Regions from separate parts of the Mus musculus genome. Here region 2 is linked to region 1. Evidence: chromatin loops called from intact Hi-C (ENCODE). Cell type or tissue: heart. All regions are shown on one strand.

What was found. Hi-C counts contacts between places; a loop is a spot of excess contacts. Peaks named below come from ENCODE experiments on the same cell type or tissue, not always from the same donor. Only the 100,000 strongest peaks of a DNase experiment are listed, where the experiment ranks them.
Region 2: it touches region 1 in a loop (2.1-fold over the local background); 2 of 42 quality-filtered maps call a loop at or near these places.

Annotation. Positions count from the first base shown.
Region 1 is chr16:30,766,276-30,774,275 of GRCm38, reverse strand. No RefSeq gene overlaps it. Among named protein-coding and RNA genes, the nearest start is that of Gm33502, 23 kb to the left of the region's middle. In heart, a CTCF peak has its summit at 4,977; DNase peaks (open chromatin) are centred at 1,255 and 4,945; H3K4me3 peaks cover 288 bases; H3K27ac peaks cover 630 bases.
Region 2 is chr16:30,964,275-30,972,274 of GRCm38, reverse strand. All of the region lies in intron 3 of Xxylt1 (xyloside xylosyltransferase 1), which reads left to right. Gm15742 (a long non-coding RNA gene) reads left to right here. Exons shown (of 2, transcript XR_384807.2): 2 at 2,336-5,746. Among named protein-coding and RNA genes, the nearest start is that of Gm15742, 8.2 kb to the left of the region's middle. In heart, a CTCF peak has its summit at 3,587 (motif pointing left); DNase peaks (open chromatin) are centred at 164, 2,814, 3,714, 5,334 and 2 weaker places; H3K27ac peaks cover 4,470 bases.

The sequences.
Region 1 (8,000 bases):
GTTTTTTTTCTAGCTGTGATTCTGAGTCGGAATACAGACACCCAGAATGAAACCATGAAGCCACTAGTGATGCCCCACAGTGACGTCTCTCCCCTGCCGCAACCCCACTGGTACCACCCAGCCTTCTCTGGGATAGCCCTAGAAAGTGGGTTCTTCCAGAGCCTTCCAGATGTGAACCCACAGAGAGCAGAGGTATCTCCCTCCCCAGTAGACGCACCTGCCTAAACACAGATTTAGCAGACACTCTAGACGGCTGGCTGCCTTCACTGTTGAATGAATCTCAAGCTTCTGGCCATGTCTCGGCAGCAGAGACTCGGGTGGCATCCCCTTCACTGGGACCACCCACAGCTTGCTGCCCTTTCTTCCCAGCGGCCCATATTTCGCTGGACACACCGTCTCCTCCTGTTCTGGCTGGCCTCACCGCTTCCGATCTACCCTCCTCTCCCATTGCCCCCTCCCTTCCTCAGTCAGCCCAGTGTGTCCGCAGGTTGTGCCACCTTTGTGCACAGGTTCAGGCCACCTTCCCAGGGTCGCCACAGACCCAGTACACCTGAAGACTGTGATTCTGTTCCTTCTGCTTCTCCCTAACCTCCCTGCTTGGCTGCATGCACCTCCTATCAGGGCCCCTCCCTGACCAGGTAACTTCAATTCAATCCCCATCCAGTCTCCAAGCAGCAGGCAGCTTCCCGGTGTCAGCAGGTTGTATCACCTTTGAGCTCGGAAGAAAGCTGGGCTGGCTCTAACATGTAAGGCCTGCCCTGTTAGAGCCACCCTATGGGTCCTGAAGACTCCACAACCTCTCGAAATAGTACCACAGATGGGACCACATGCTCAGACATATACACTAGGGGAACATTACACACTCAAACCATAAAACGTGCTCATGTGTTCCTTACCTACAGGGAAGAACTAGTACCCACACTCAACCTCCTGACAGTGGGAAGCCCACCTTTCTAAAGGCCTTGTCTCCTCCTTGGGGAGGCAGCTCAGAAGCGAATGTGGACTATCCAGGAGTAGGGTGGGGCTCTTACAGTATTCTCTCTCTGCCTCTGCTCTCACTGAGAGATCTTCCCAGACTGCTGACTAGTAGGAGAAATGCATCCTCTATCTTGCAGAAACCTAGACATCTACATTCTCACATGCATTGAAAGTTCAGCCTTTGTTAGGCAGCTTGATCAACCTAATGGTCTCTGAGGGAAGGGGCAGGGACCGGGAACTCCAAGGCTGCAGTCCAGAGCCAGCCTGGGGAGGGGAGACCTGGCTCTTGCTCAGCTCCAGACAGGAAGTGGGTGGAGCACTGGAAGCATCGCTCTTCCTCATTTTCCCTTGCTTGCCTAGACTTTCAGAAGCGATGTCTCCTCAAGGAGGGAGACATAGCCTCTCCTTCACCTTTTCTGGTTTTTGGTTATTTTGTTTTGTTTTGATTTTGGGTTTTTTTTTGTTTTGTTTTGTTTTTTCTCTTTCTGAAATATAAGACACACAGAGAAACTGTACCCTTTATACTTGACCTGGTGGAGGCGATTATTTGGAAATATTTTCTCCCCTTGGGATTTGCTTTCGCTAATGGTATGTGGGGAGCAGTCAAGCGGAGTTATAAGTAGAGAGCCCAGGAGACCTGGTGCTTCCTTTGGTCTTTCTTTAGTCTCTGCCTCTTATTTCAGATGGCTGCCAGTTAGGGGAGGAGGGGGCATGTGAGACAGCAACCCTCCTGCAACCCTCAGAGACGCTCAACCTGAGACAGCTGACTCCTAGCCACTTGCAAACCAGTCAGCAAAACACGTCTGTTTGTTGTCTGCACTGGCCCCGGGGTGGCGTGTTATGGCAGCATCTGATGTCTTCATAGTTTCTCTTACATTCCATATACCTTCATAGCCAGTATGGATCCCAGCATCCCCAACTGGTTGCTGCACCCCTCCCTAGAGAGCCACTTCTCAGTTGAGATTGCCTCTGTCAGATTGGCCTGACATCAGGGCAGTTCTAGAGGGCATCTTTCTGACTAATGATGACCACCCTGGGCAGGTGGTCCTGGGTTGAATAAGAAAGCAGGCTGATCCTTTTGATCCTTTCATGTGCATTGAGCCAGTAAGCCGTGCTCCTCTGCGGTCCCTGCTTCAGTTCCTGCCCCCAGGTTCCTGCTTGGATGGCTTCCCCTGAATTTTCTTTCCTTGACAGTGAACTGTAACTTGTAAGCCAGATAAGCCTTTTTCTCCCCAAATTGCTTTTGGTCAGGCTGTTTACCATAGCAACAGTCAGCAAGCCAGAGCAGGAGCTCTGTGGGTGTCGTTGTTATTATTATTATCATTATTATCATCATTATTATTAACTTTAAAGAAAGGAAATGTATGAAACATCTTCATTTAAGTCTGTGTTCTTTACAGTATCCCCATTATAAGAGTTACTCATGGGTGCGGTTTGGTCCACCCACCCTATTCTATTGGTGAGTCATTGTTTTCAGATATCGTCAAGAATATTGCTACGGAGTCTTAGGCTAGTGTGCGTGCCTTGTTTAGCACATAGACACTTTCTATGGGCTGTAGTCTAGGAGGAGAATTGTTGGATGATATATGTAGATGGTGTTTGTCAGCGTCACCCTCAGAGTGAGACAGGGGTATACCCAGCCTTAGTAACTATCACCAAACAGCTTTTCTCAGTCCCCCTCTCAGTCCACACTCCTGACAGCTTCCAGCATTCTCACTGGTCTGTGTCCTTGCCGGTACTTGGTGCTTCACATCTTTTTGAATGTAGTCATGAGATGGGTGTGTACCCGTTCCATTATGCTTTCTAAGTTGCCTTTCCCTGATGACTAATAGCCTCAAACAAGTTCTCACGTGTTTATGGGCATGTGTGTATGTGTATGTGTGTCTTCAAGTCTTCTGCTTATTTTTCTACCGATTGCCTTTTTCTCATTGATTGGTAGATGTTCTTTATAGGTCACTGAAGTGAGTTCTACTACCAGTCTTATGGAAATCTTTCATTGTGTGTGCTCAACCCTATTTTTCAATGTATAGGTGTACTTCATTTTAAAATACGGGTTCTTTTCATTTTATTTTTAAAAAAAGATAGATTTATTTATTTATTTATTTATTTAATGTATATGAGTAGCCTGTAGCTGTAGAGATAGGTGAGCCATCACGTGGTTGCTGGGAATTGAATTCAGGACCTCTGCTCACTCTGGTTAACCCCGCTCGCTCGGGCCCAAAGACTTATTTATAATTATTTCTAAGTACACTGTTGCTCTCTTTAGACACCAGAAGAAGGCATCAGATCTCATTAAGGATGGTTGTGAGCCACCATGTGGTTGCTGGGATTTGAACTCAGGACCTCTGAAAGAGCAGTCAGTGTTCTTAACCACAGAGCCATCTCTCCAGCCCTCTTTTCGTTTTAGAATAGAGTCCAGTTTATCAATTTTCTCTTTTATAGTTACAGACTTTTTTTCTGCCTAGGAATCACTGTCTACTCTGAGGTTATGAAGATGCTCTCTTAAATCCACATGGAAGTGCAGTGACAGTGACCCAGTCGCTCTGCCAACCAAACCACTCAGGCTAGTTTGTACTAGTAGAGTTTTGCTTCTATTTCTATTTTATTAATTTTATTTTTTAATACAGGTTTTCAATGAGGGGCTTTTTCAACCCCATTGGTTCTATTTTCTTGGGTTTTTTTTTTCCATTTTATTTGCTTCATAACTTAAACCAACTCTCTTCTAGTCTTAGATATTATTTCTTAATTTTGTGCTGATAGGCATGCTTATAAGAACTGGAGAGGTAATTTATTGGAATGAACTGACTGGCTCCCCACCCTCCCTTCCTTTTTTTGACATGAATTTTACTACTTCACAAATGAAGAATGATGCTACAAAGTTACCATGGTGAACCTGACAAATACCACTCAAATGATGATGACTTAGAAGTAACTTTCTCCTGCTGCTCTGATCTGATAAATGCTTACTGTATGATGTGTTCTGACATGAGTTTTGGTTGGGGGCATCTGTTACTTTGGCATTTATTCTTGTTTGCCAGTGTACCATACCTCTGCCTTATCTGAAATACTGAAGTCTAATTGAAGAATAGTCCTAGAAAAAATATACGTGAAATGATTTGTTTTATAATTCATCTTCCATGTCCAGTTTGGTTAGCTTGTTATGCAATATAAGTGAAATGTCAGTTTTTTTTCTCCTGTGCCCTTTTTTATCATTAAAATGAACACAAAACATGCAAAACAAAAAAACAAAAACATACTCTCTTATGTTTTGTTCTAAAATCTTATTGGTCAACTGGTATTAACATATGGTATAGTGTGAAGTAGAAGGTTACAAAGCTTTCTTCCCCCATATGAATATCTAGTTGATCCAGAGCTGTTTACTTAAGAAGGGCTCTGTTTCCCCAAGGCACCCTGGTATCATTGTTTTGCCTGTGAGAGCTGATTAGCAGAGTTTTGAAAACATGTTCTCAGATACCAGATTCACAGCCTCCATTTGGAGTGGGAGTGAGTTACTTCCTATCTGAGTCTCAGTTTTCTCACCTGCGTTTAAGAGAGAAACGTTTCATCTCAGTCTGGAAGACATCAAAGGGGAAAGTATATCCGAAGCACTTAGCACCGGGCTTGGTTGTGGTCCATGACCTAGGCTGGCGTCCTTGCCACCGCCTCAAACGTCAGAACTTAATGCAAATGAGATTTTTTTTTCCTGATGTGGAAACAAAGTTGCTGTCTGTGCTCGGTCTGTTTCCAAGTCTCTACAACCCCTAATGCAGAGCAGCTGACCCACTCCTGGTGAGTTCTCGGTCCTCTCTGTTCCCGAGACATCCTCAGGCGTCCTCCCTCTGGGCCCCTGACTATTGCCAGCCCTTGTCCTCCTGAGCATTACATAAGCCTCCCTTGTGTATCTATCTGCTACTTGTCCCAGCTCACCGCTGTCCTTTGAAGGCAGAGGCCAGCTTCCTGCTGAGCGGGCATCACCCAACATACTCTTCTGGTTTGTTTGTGACCTGCAGCCAGCTGTTGAGCTGTCCAGCGGGGAACCAGAGGATGCTTCTCTGTAAGACAACATCCTGTCTTTGTGCAATTGCTTTGTAGAGGGGACAGCTGTGGCACAAACCTGTTGGCTAACATCTTTGGCAGTGAAGTCTGAACTCAAAGCAAAGCACAGATAAAATAAACGCCAGACATTTCACACTCAATCTGGTTACAGCTATGTGACCTTGATCATTAGCATTGTCATTCTGGCACCTCTCCTGGGGAAGGAGAGTTCACAGTCCTGATGACGCTGGAGTGACTAGATTGGAAAAAGGTCTCCTGGGGTTGGGATTCTATCTATGGAAATGTCAATGGTTTATTCACATTTAAAGAGAGCTGCAAATGTCAGCGTTTGTGATTTTCAAAGTCACAAAAGCTAAGTGTTTTTCAGGGAATCTGTAACTAAAATGCTCCGATCTTTTCCAACCTGCTTGTAAGATGTAGTCAAGGCTGGTGCCTGGTCTCCCTGGTATATTGTGTATTTGTTCAGCCTGCACACGCCCATACAGTCCCACACTGTGTCTGGCCCTATGGGGGCAGGTGTCTAAAAAGACAAATGTTCTGCCCTTTGAAGTTGTTTCTTTTAGGTTATACCACAATATTCAGTATTTTATTTTATTTTATCTGTGTTTGTAAGTATGTCTGTGCACATGTATGGGAGCATGTGAATGAGTGTGAGGGCAGAGGTCAATCCTGTATCTTCCTCAGACAGGATCTCACTGAACCTGTAACTCACTGGCTTCGCTAGGCTGGCAGGTCAGCAAGCCAGAGGGACCCTGGTTTTCTCCCCAGTACTGGGATCTTAAGCAAGCACCACCATGTTGAAACGTTTACATAGGAGCTGGAGACCTGATCTGGGATCCTGACGCTTGCACCGCAAGCCCTTTACTGACTGAGCCACGTCCACGGCCCAAATATCCACCTACCTAAGGTAGATATGATAAGATCAAAGGCTTATCTTGTTTTTCAACGTTTTGTGTTGCGACAGCATTTATACCCTTTCTGATCAAGACACTTGCCTTGGCCCCTGGCGTTGGGAGTTGTTCTCCCTGGTGGTGAAGACTATGCACAGGTCCCTGCTGACTTGAAATGCTGGGTTTGGTTGGGTAATTGATGTTTTCTGCTTTGATTCCCACCAGGGGACATCCCTTTAGTCCCTGCATTTATTTTTAAGCTAAATCAAGTGTGAGTTGTTTTCCAAAGTCTTCCTGCCCAGCTTAGCTGAAATCTGTGGTAAGCTGGGAACACCTTTTCCAGCTGACCTTGGAGAGGTTTAGAAGTCACATCTCTCTCAAGAGAAGGAGCATTTAATCATATGCCTACGCCTCTTCATTCTCTTTCCCGCACTTCAAAAGACCTAGGCACGCGTTTCAAGTTGCCAAGGTTTTCATGCTCTAAGTCAGTTGCTTGCCAGCCGATGACATTAAATCCTCCATTAGCTCATAAGTACAGCAAATCACAGTGCATCCTTTCACTGTTCTCCATGCCTGCAGTTTCCAAGCTTTCTTAAATAGTAAATATTTTTCTTCAGTTTAAAAAAGAAAAACAAATTTAGCATATTTTTCCCATCATGGTCTGTTTCTTATGTATCACAGAGAAAGTGGAACAAAACTGCCCACCTTCTCAGAAAGCCACTAATACGTCCAGGTGGGCCTGGCTGATGGCAGGGACCATCTCCTCACAGCCTCGATAAGGCAAGCCCAGGAGTGTTTTGACATTGCTCAGTGAATTCAGAAAATTCATCAAAGTTAAAAGGGGTTTTTAGCCAGGTGTGGTGGCGCACGCCTTTAATCCCAGCACTCGGGAGGCAGAGGCAGGCGGATTTCTGAGTACAAGGCCAGCCTGGTCTACAAAGTGAGTTCCAGGACAGCCAGGGCTACACAGAAAAACCCTGTCTCGAAAAACCCAAAAAAAAAAAAAAAAAAAAAAAAAAAAAGGAGGTTTTAACTCTCTTCTCTGTTCCCTGGGAGGGAGAGAGTAAGTGGCCTCTTCCAAGCCAAGTAAAGGGTCTGCAGGAGAACCCCCAGAATAATGGGGAGCATGCGGGGAAAGGGGACACCAGAACCCACTCCTTAGCCTGATGCTGGCCCAGCCACCTGAAGATGAATGGTATGTTGGGAGAGAAGATTTTAAGAGAAATAACAGCATTCTGAGGTGTTAGGGTTTAGGTAACATGATGATTGGAGGCTACTACAGGCCCAGGTAACCGTGGGGTGCTAGGCTGGCTGCATTCTGTGACACAGCATGACAAAAGAGAGGAGAGGCGGGAACAATAGGCGTTGAGTCAGGCTAGTGGGCAAGAATTCATGAATCTCCCACAGGCCAAGAGAATAATTTAAAAAACTGTCAGGTACATATTGTGCCTGTGTGTGTGTGTGTGTGTGTGTGTGTGTGTGTGTGTGTTAGGGGGACATCTTTAAAGGGACAACTGTGTTACCCAGTTAGATAGCTGTTGACCGTTGCTATCACAAAAGACCTGAAGCATAAAGTCAAACAGCCTGACCCTGGCTCTGTGAAGGACTTGCCTGAATGCGTCACACCACGGCAGATGGCATCATGGTGGTGCCCAAACAAGAGAGAGAGACAGAGAAACAGAAACAAGGACAGACAGATAAACAGACAGACAGACATATACACACAGACACACACACACATCTCTCACACCAGGGGTGGGCAGTGAGACAGAGACACACACAGAGAGAAACAGATAAGCAGAGACACAGAGCTAGAAAGACAGAGAGAAACAGAGAAAGGCATATACACATACACACCCAGAGAGAGAGAGAGAGAGAGAGAGAGAGAGAGAAGAAGGAGGAGGAGGAGGAGGAGGAGGAGGAAAAGGAGGAGAAGGAGGAGGAGAGGAAGGAGAGGAAGAGGAAGCAGCAGCAGCTAGAGAAAGACTCTGGGGTCAGTCAGGCATGCTTTCATGCTTTCTTATAACAACTTTCTCTGGTGTGCTCTAACTAGACCCCCACAATCTATGTTAATCT
Region 2 (8,000 bases), 200 kb before region 1:
CGTCTCCTGAGAAGGGTGAAAAGAGGAAAAAAAACCAACTATTTTCACAGAAAGTGTGTTTGAGAACTTGTCTCTACCCCACATGCTCTTGCCTGCCTCAGAACATTCCATGCTAATTACACAAGCTGCTGCTGCCGCCACAGCTTCCTGTTGGTGTCCACGGCTCTGGAAACCACGGAAACTGGTGACATCTATGCCTGCAGCAGGCTGCAGTACACATGAAGGGGGCTGACTTTGGGTGAGGGCAGTGTGCCCGCTGCACGCCAGGCTCAGGCCTGCTGGAGGAACACAGCTCACAGTGGCTTGTAGAGGAACCGTGTGGCACTAGGACATAGGAAGAGAGACAGCTGCTCCATCCACTGATTCTGTGCTGGAAACAGACCACGGACTGAGAGATCTCAGCCACGGACAGTGGCAGGAGGGTCTCTAGAGAGCTGGTCCCGTGTCTGTATCTAACGACTTGGTTTCCTCTTTGAGACAGGGTCTGACTACTTATCCTTGTTCTCCTGTAACTCTAGACCAGGCTGGCCTCAAACTCACAGAGATCCACCTGCCTCTACCACCCTAGTGGTGAGATTAAAGTCACACCTGCCTTCTTCTGCCACAGTTTTAAATTGCTAAAATATATGCAACATAAAAGTTGCCGTTTGGAACATCTTTAAGTCCATAACATTAATTCTGCCCAAATGTCCCACCATCACCATCCTATTTCCAAAACAGTTGTATTACCCAAGCAGAAATGTCATCCTCTGAACGGTTGCCCTGCATCTTTCCTCCTCAGCCCATGGCAAGCTCTCATCTACTTATGTCTTATACATCTGCCTGGTTTAGATGGTCCATGTCTCCTCTGTCACTCTGTGGCCATTAGAAGCCCCGGACACATACTGTTCCCAGCTCCCATCAGGGCTCAGAGTAGGGCTGTGGCCTGGCCTGAGAGGCAGTGAAGCAGAAAGGAGAGGTCTCACCGTTACTAGCTGGGCATTTTGACGGTCATCCTTACATCCTGAAAGCCTTAGTTTCCTCATCTAGAAAATGGGTTTAATAATGTGTACCTCCCAAGCATGCATAGACAGCTCAAGTATGTAAATGTGTAGAGGAGTGCTTAGGGACAGGTTTTGTCATAATTATCTGTATTATCGTAACCTGTACCTCCAAGTCCCATAATGACTAAAAGAAATCACTTATAAATTGTTCATGAAGTAGCTGGCAGGTAATAATTATTGAAGTAAATGCCAGCTACCCATATACATACATGCCATGTGCATTACAGAAAAACCAACACAGTGGTTAAGAGCATTGGCTGTTCTTACAGAGAGCACAGTTTTAATTCCCAGCGCCCACATGGTGTCCTACAGCCATCTTGAACTCCACTTCCAGGGGATCCAGTCCCCCTTTCCGGCTTCCACTGGCACCAGGCAAAGCAGCCTGCACATAGGTAACAATAACTTTGTAAAGCAACAGCCAGCAAGGGGCTTAGACAGGCTGTCCCCAACTGAGAGTCAACGCTCGTCCAGCAGCAGATTGCCCCACCCCAAGTAGGGCCCACTGTTTCCTATTTTCTTTCCAAGCAGCAGAGAAATGAGGAGTCCCAGGCAGTGGAGACTAGCTGACTGTAGAAGCTCATCTTAGAGCCAAGGCAAAGTCAAAACCAGAAGCTTCGAACGTGAGGAAGGTGTCGGGGTTCACTGCCCAGCCTCAGCGCTTTCACCCTTTTGAAGTTGGGAGACGGCTCCTTTTGGGATCAGTCTTTCGAACCTCCAGCAAACTATGGCCCCATCCCATCAGAGTTGAGAGAAGTGAGTGGCTTCCTGTTGTGTGGGGCCCTACGGTTTCCATCAGAGTCCCATTTTAAACACACAGAAGGAAAAGTATCCTGATTGGAAACCTGACCACACTTGTCCCCTTGTCCTAATTTCAGTGGCCAGCTAAACAAAGCAGCGCTTCTGGGAAAGAGCTGTGAGAAGGGTTACCAAGATGAAGCTGGAGGGATGGCCTCCCCAGGGCAAAGACACACTGACTCGGACTGCAGGGAACGTGTGTGTGTCTGTCACTGTGAGTGTGCTGGCTTGTGCTGGTCATGTGTGCGCACATAGCCCCTAGAAGGGACTCTGCTAGATGTCACCCGGCTACATCCTTCAACACGCACGGCCTTCTCTAAAGCTCCAGGAAAGAAGGTTGTCCAAGTTTCTCTTCCTACCAAAGCTGAGTGAGTGGCTTCTGGAAGCACCTGGCTTGGTTCTGTTGGGCTGCCGGCAGAACCAGATTCACTGGGCACCGGTGTCCCTGCCGTGAAGGCTGCCATGCACACCTGAGTGCCTTAGCCTTCTTTCTGCAGGTCTCTTCTCCACAAGAGTTGGCAGTGGCCCTGGTGCATGCTTCAGGGAGCTGGTAACAAGAACACTTGAGGATGTACCCAGCAGAGTGACCCGTCCCTGCAAGCACTTTGGGTGCCTCACCCAGCACTGGCCAGTGAAGGAAGCAAGCAAGCCGTCCTCCACCACCAGCCAAGTTACCTGATGCTTCATCTCCTGCCCCAGTCTTGTCATACCTTACCCTTCCTCCTATACTGGGGAGCCATCTGAAGCTAAAGGAAGAGAGATTGCACCTAAAAGGTGCCCGGGTGTCAGATACTGCATCCCGCACACGGCCCTCACAGCCTATCCTCTGGGATAGAATGTTGAGTTCTGGAGGAGCTGGGGCAGGACACACTGACTGGTTCAGAGTCCTCTGTCTGCTCCTCCACTATGCAAACGCTCGGCCACGTGACGCTGTGTCAACACCGCTGAGCTCGGCTCCATTTAGCCGATTCCCCAGACACTCATTTCACAGGCACAGGGAAACCAGAGGTGCTCTTATGTAAGAGGACCTGAGCGGGGAGGGAGGCAGGGAGCTTTGTGAGTACACATTGCTGTGACAGAGGGCTTCAGGGAGCTCTCGGGAAGAGTCGGGGAAGGAGGAACACTTCACAGTCAGGGGTTCTGAGGGGCCCCCACCATGCATGCTTGGTTCCTTCCTGGGTGGAACAGGTCAGGCTTAGGAAGGACCTGGAGATGGGAAGATCTGGCTCTGCAGGGACCTTAAGACCCCAGATCCAGCCCAGGGTCCCAAAACGGAGAGGCTCACAGCCAGCAGGGAGTGCTCTCAGTGAGAGCTTTGTCCTTCTGTAGAGGATGGTAAATTTGAAAATTTCCAGGATCCCATAGGTGCCCACCTGTGTGTAAGATGGGGCTGAGTCTGCCTTCTTCCTGTGTTCCCTTGTCTGAGCAGGCGAGGCCTGGAGGCCTGGCACAGCCAATCAGAGTCCTGCTCGTGAGGCAGGCATCTCTTGGTCTTGGGCAAGGGTCAGGGAATCTCTGGGAGGTTAGTGAGAGATCAGGGAGGAGAAACCAGTAGAGGATGCTGGCTAGCTCAGGGCATGTGGATTTCAGCAGTGCAGCCAGTCAGGGTCTGCTGGTGGCGTGTGGAGCCTGGCCTGGCCGTGCTAGGCATGTTGCCTTTTTCTTTTCTGCTTCTTCCACAAGGTATGTCCACAGCCCAGATTTCTCCCTCTGGTGGAGACCTCTGAGAGGAAGCCAGTGTTAAGAACTCTGTCCTCGAGGGGAGCAGTTTGGACTCTCCTCTAGCCCTGGGTTTGTGGTCATAGGCTTTTCCACAGTGTGGGCTAGATGCAGATGCACGCCCAACTGACATGGATGTGGCCCAATGATGACACTTCCTCTGTGGTCAGCAGTCATGCAGCCTGAACTGCCACAGGGAAGAAAGTAAAAGGACAGCTGGGCCCCAAGAGGAAAGGCGTCCCTGCACAGAGGGCTCCAAAAGGAAGGTTGGAAGGCTTGTGTCCAGAACTGATGGTGGGTTTGAACACCTTCCTTGGACAGTGGCTGGAGCTGGTATCTAACTTTAATACCAGTTTTGATCTGGGTCTCAAGTTCCACACCTCACAGTCATTCACACCCTCCTTGTCTGGTCTGGGTGGGCCCAGGCCACACCCCTTCTTCTCCTGTGCACTCTCCAGGTAGTCGCTGGCACACCTGTGTAGACAGAATTCTGACTCCAGCACACGTGGGAAGAGGCTGGGAGAGCCATCTTTGCCTTCTGGAAGGCACCCCAGACTAGGCAGAGACTCAGAAGAATCATCTGGAAACCCGAAGAGTAGAGGCAGGCAGGACGTCGCTGACGAGGAGCCGAGGAACACACTGCAGTTTAACAGGAGGAGCCTCTCCCTAGAAAGCTGGCATTGGGGAAGTGGCAAAGAGAACATCTAAGCCTGTGGGCCTGGGTGAAGCCCAGGTTAGCGTGGCCAGGAAGGAGGATAGGCGTGTTTGTCTTGGGCCACCTGGAGAAAGGGCCAAGCAGGCCAGCATCACCAGCTGTCCTAGCTCCCAAACCTGGCCCTGAGATTGGGAACATGTGCAGGGGTTGGAGAGCACATGGGGGTGCCACTGATGGTTCCCAGCAGTGGGCGTCACACCATTAAGACCTCAGACCATGATCCTGCAGTCTGAGGAAGTGGTCGGGAAATGGACTAGGGTTGAGGAAGCCATGTAGAGGTCGTATAGATCATGTTAGGGGAGAGGGGACTGAGTTCCTTGGCTGTGACTAAGCCATTAGGTTGGGAAAGAGTGCCTTCAGCGAAGCCCCCTCTACCATAAGACTCCATGTTTCTATACCAAAAGGAAGGAAGGGAAGAGGCTCCAGGGGTCAGAGATGTTCTCTTCCTGGTTGTTCCCCTGCCCCAGCCCTTCTTCTCACACAACTGCCATGAGGGAGGGGGGGGGGTAGGTCAAGCACCATCTCATGAGACCACCTAGAAGAGAAGGAACGAGGAAGGACTAGGCAGAAGTGTATCCGGACAGTGAGCACCTCGTGTGCTACTCCTAAAAACAGCAAACAGCGAGATGATGCTCATGGGAGACCGCCCATACCCCAATACTGAATATGTCAGGGGCTTTGCTGTCAACGATAATCAGATTTCAATCAAAAGTGAGTAACCAACCCTAGCAAAACCCACGGCACACTCAGCACACTGGTGGCACATCCGGTGACAGATGAATGTCGGGGTTCAGTGACCAGCGTCCCCTTGAAATTCACTTCTGCAAGCTACATGGCACCAGGGCTTCAGCACATGACAGGATCCTCCAGCTGATGAGTCCACTGAGCAGTTTTGGAAATTGAGACCCCAGGACAGGCTGTGGTTCTGCCAAGGTCACCTGCTGATGGTTGCAGGGCCCACACGTGCTCAGATAAGAGCAGAAGGGGTGTGAGTCTGGCAACCTCACTGCCCAGTGAACTTGAATTGTGCTTCTGTGATCTCGTCAGACATGTTGGACACTGCCTGCATTGTTTCATGGCGTCCTCCCAACATCCCTGGGTACAGTCCAGAAGCCAGGGGCTTGTGTATAGAAGCCAGGCACGTGGAGAATGACAGTTCTCCAGACAATTTCCAGGGTGATAAGTGGAGGACCAAAATTTGAATGTGGTCCAAGCTGAGCCCAGCTGCCCCTCCAGCCCAGCATTCTTGACCTGGTCATGCACTGGTGATGTAAGGAGGAGCCAGCCCCTCTCCCACATCTGCTCCATGGCCGGGAGCATGTTACTTCTAGGGATCATTTTCCTGGGAGCCCCTCCACCCAAGGCTGTACAAGAATAAGAGGATGCAGCAAGCGTTAGTATAGAATTTGCAAAACACTTCAAATTGTCATATTGCCTGTTTTATGGTCATTAAAAAATAATGGTGTTGGTACTACTCTTATAGTCTTCATCTCTAGAAAAACAGTTTTAAAAGGGCTGATAAGGTGGCACCGCTGATAACGTGCATACATACAAACGTGACCACCTACCTTGTGGGAAGCCGTTGCAGAGTGGCAGTTACAGAGTGGCAGTTACAGAGTGGCAGTTGCAGAGTGGCAGTTGGCTACAGCTGGCCACCACACATACATAGCCAGTAAAGGTTCTTTTGCCAAGGTGAGGTTTTGAGAATTGACAAAAGTTAACCAATCAGATGAGAGACAAGTTAACCAATCAGATGAGAGACAAGTTAACCAATCAGATGAGAGACAAGTTAACCAATCAGATGAGAGAGAACGCCTGTCCTAGGCCTATAAAAGCAGCACCAGTTCTGGGCTCGAGGTCTTTTCGCCTCTACAATCAAGCTCTCCCAATAAACGTGTGCAGAAGGATCCTGTTGCAGCGTCGTTCTTCCTGGCCAGTTGAGCGCGCGCAAGACTACCTGACTTGCATCCTGGAGCCACATGAGCATGGAAGAAGAAAACTGCACAGAGCTGTCCTCTCGCCTCTCTACACCACATACGCACGCCCACACACACAGGATACTAAAATGTTTTAATTTAAAAAGGATCAAAGTGGCTGAAGAGAGTTCCTCATTGGTCAGGAGCACAGGCTGCTCTTCCACAGGACCTGGGTTCAATTCCCAGCCCCCACATGGTGGCTTGCAGCCATTTGTAACTCCAGTTCCCGGGGATCTGACAGGTGCTTCTGGCCTCCATGGCCACTGCACGCACATGGGACACAGACATATGTGCCAGTAAAACATCCGTACTCATAAAAATAAATGAATCTTTAAAAAGAATAACAACACAAACAAACAAATCCAAACTAGCCAAACAGAAACCAGCTTCTGTTTTTTCTGAGTAGACCCTGAGCCAGCCACAGTAGTGGCAGCGGTGGCAGTGGCAGCAGCAACAGCGCTATCCCCTGGGAGCTTGTCAGCGACGCCTCCATCTCAGTGGTGACTGGACAGGCCCACTCTGTAACAGGCTCCTGAAAACAGAGCCTGGATCTAGTCCACAGCGGCCTTGCTCTGAGCAAGACCTGTGAGGTGACAGTGTCTGTGTCAGTGTGCTGCCACTATCCGATACCTTGACCCAACCCACGCACAGATGCGCAGTGAGCGGCACAGGGTCTGCTTAGATGGGAGGGGAAGGAAGGTGCCCTCATTTCTCCTGGTTTAAGAAGTCATGCTTCGCTGAGGCCCTGCTACCTGGACCCTCGCATCTGAGGGAGGCAAGTCCCTGCGCCTCTGGCTTTTGGATCTGAGCTCCCTTCAGTGAAGGGCATTGGTGTGGCTGGTGGAGTTTAACTGGAGACACAAGGTCAAATTCCACACATACCCCTATGTATTCCTGCCACACACACCCACGTTCTGCTCACTGTCCTGGAAAGCACCCCATCGTGCGTCCCTGGCCCTTTTTCTTGTGACCTCCAATGCCACAGGGCTGTTGGGAGCAGTGAGCCAATTCCAAAGGTGACATGGGCTCCGTCTCCCCCTCGATAAACATCCCCCACCCCCTTGGCTTAGATTCAGGGAACAGACAGAATTGGTTCTCTAAGCTAAGGCTAAGTGTTGTGTGTGGGGAGAGCAGGGGCCGGGTGCTCACAAGCCCAGTCTGCATCTTAACGTCACTGGAGTCCCAGAACTCTCCAGAATTGAGTGGATCCCTGACAGCGGTGCCCAGCCCTCAATGAGGCCTCCGTCTCTGGGACCCTGCCTGCCTAGCCTTTGTCCCTGGGCATCTCAGACTGATGTGGATTCCTGGCCTCTGCCTCATCCTCCCTCTTCACCCTGGGGGAGGGAGCCTCACAGCTGTCAGCTTGCGGGTACAAGATGTCCTCTCTTCTGCAGCCTTCCTGAACTCTGCCTCCAGTATCTTCTCACAGGCTGTGCACTCCTGCCCCGGGATCTGATTTCCCCTCCCCCAGTTACTTCACCCACTTGAGGCCAACATGTTGGCAAGTGCCTCTGTGACTCTCCAGACAAACACCAGTAAGATGCATTCCAGGGTTCACCTGACTGGTTCCATTCACACCCTCCCGGCTCCGGCAAGCCATTTTATCTGTCTGTTATTTATCCCAAAGAGGATTGTCCAAGGGACCTTGAAAATTAGCATTGAGGTCAAGCTGTTCTCACTCTAATCCCTCCTTCTCTATAGGTTACTTCACCTGCCATCTTCCTAAACTTCCTCCATATCCTTGACCTTAGA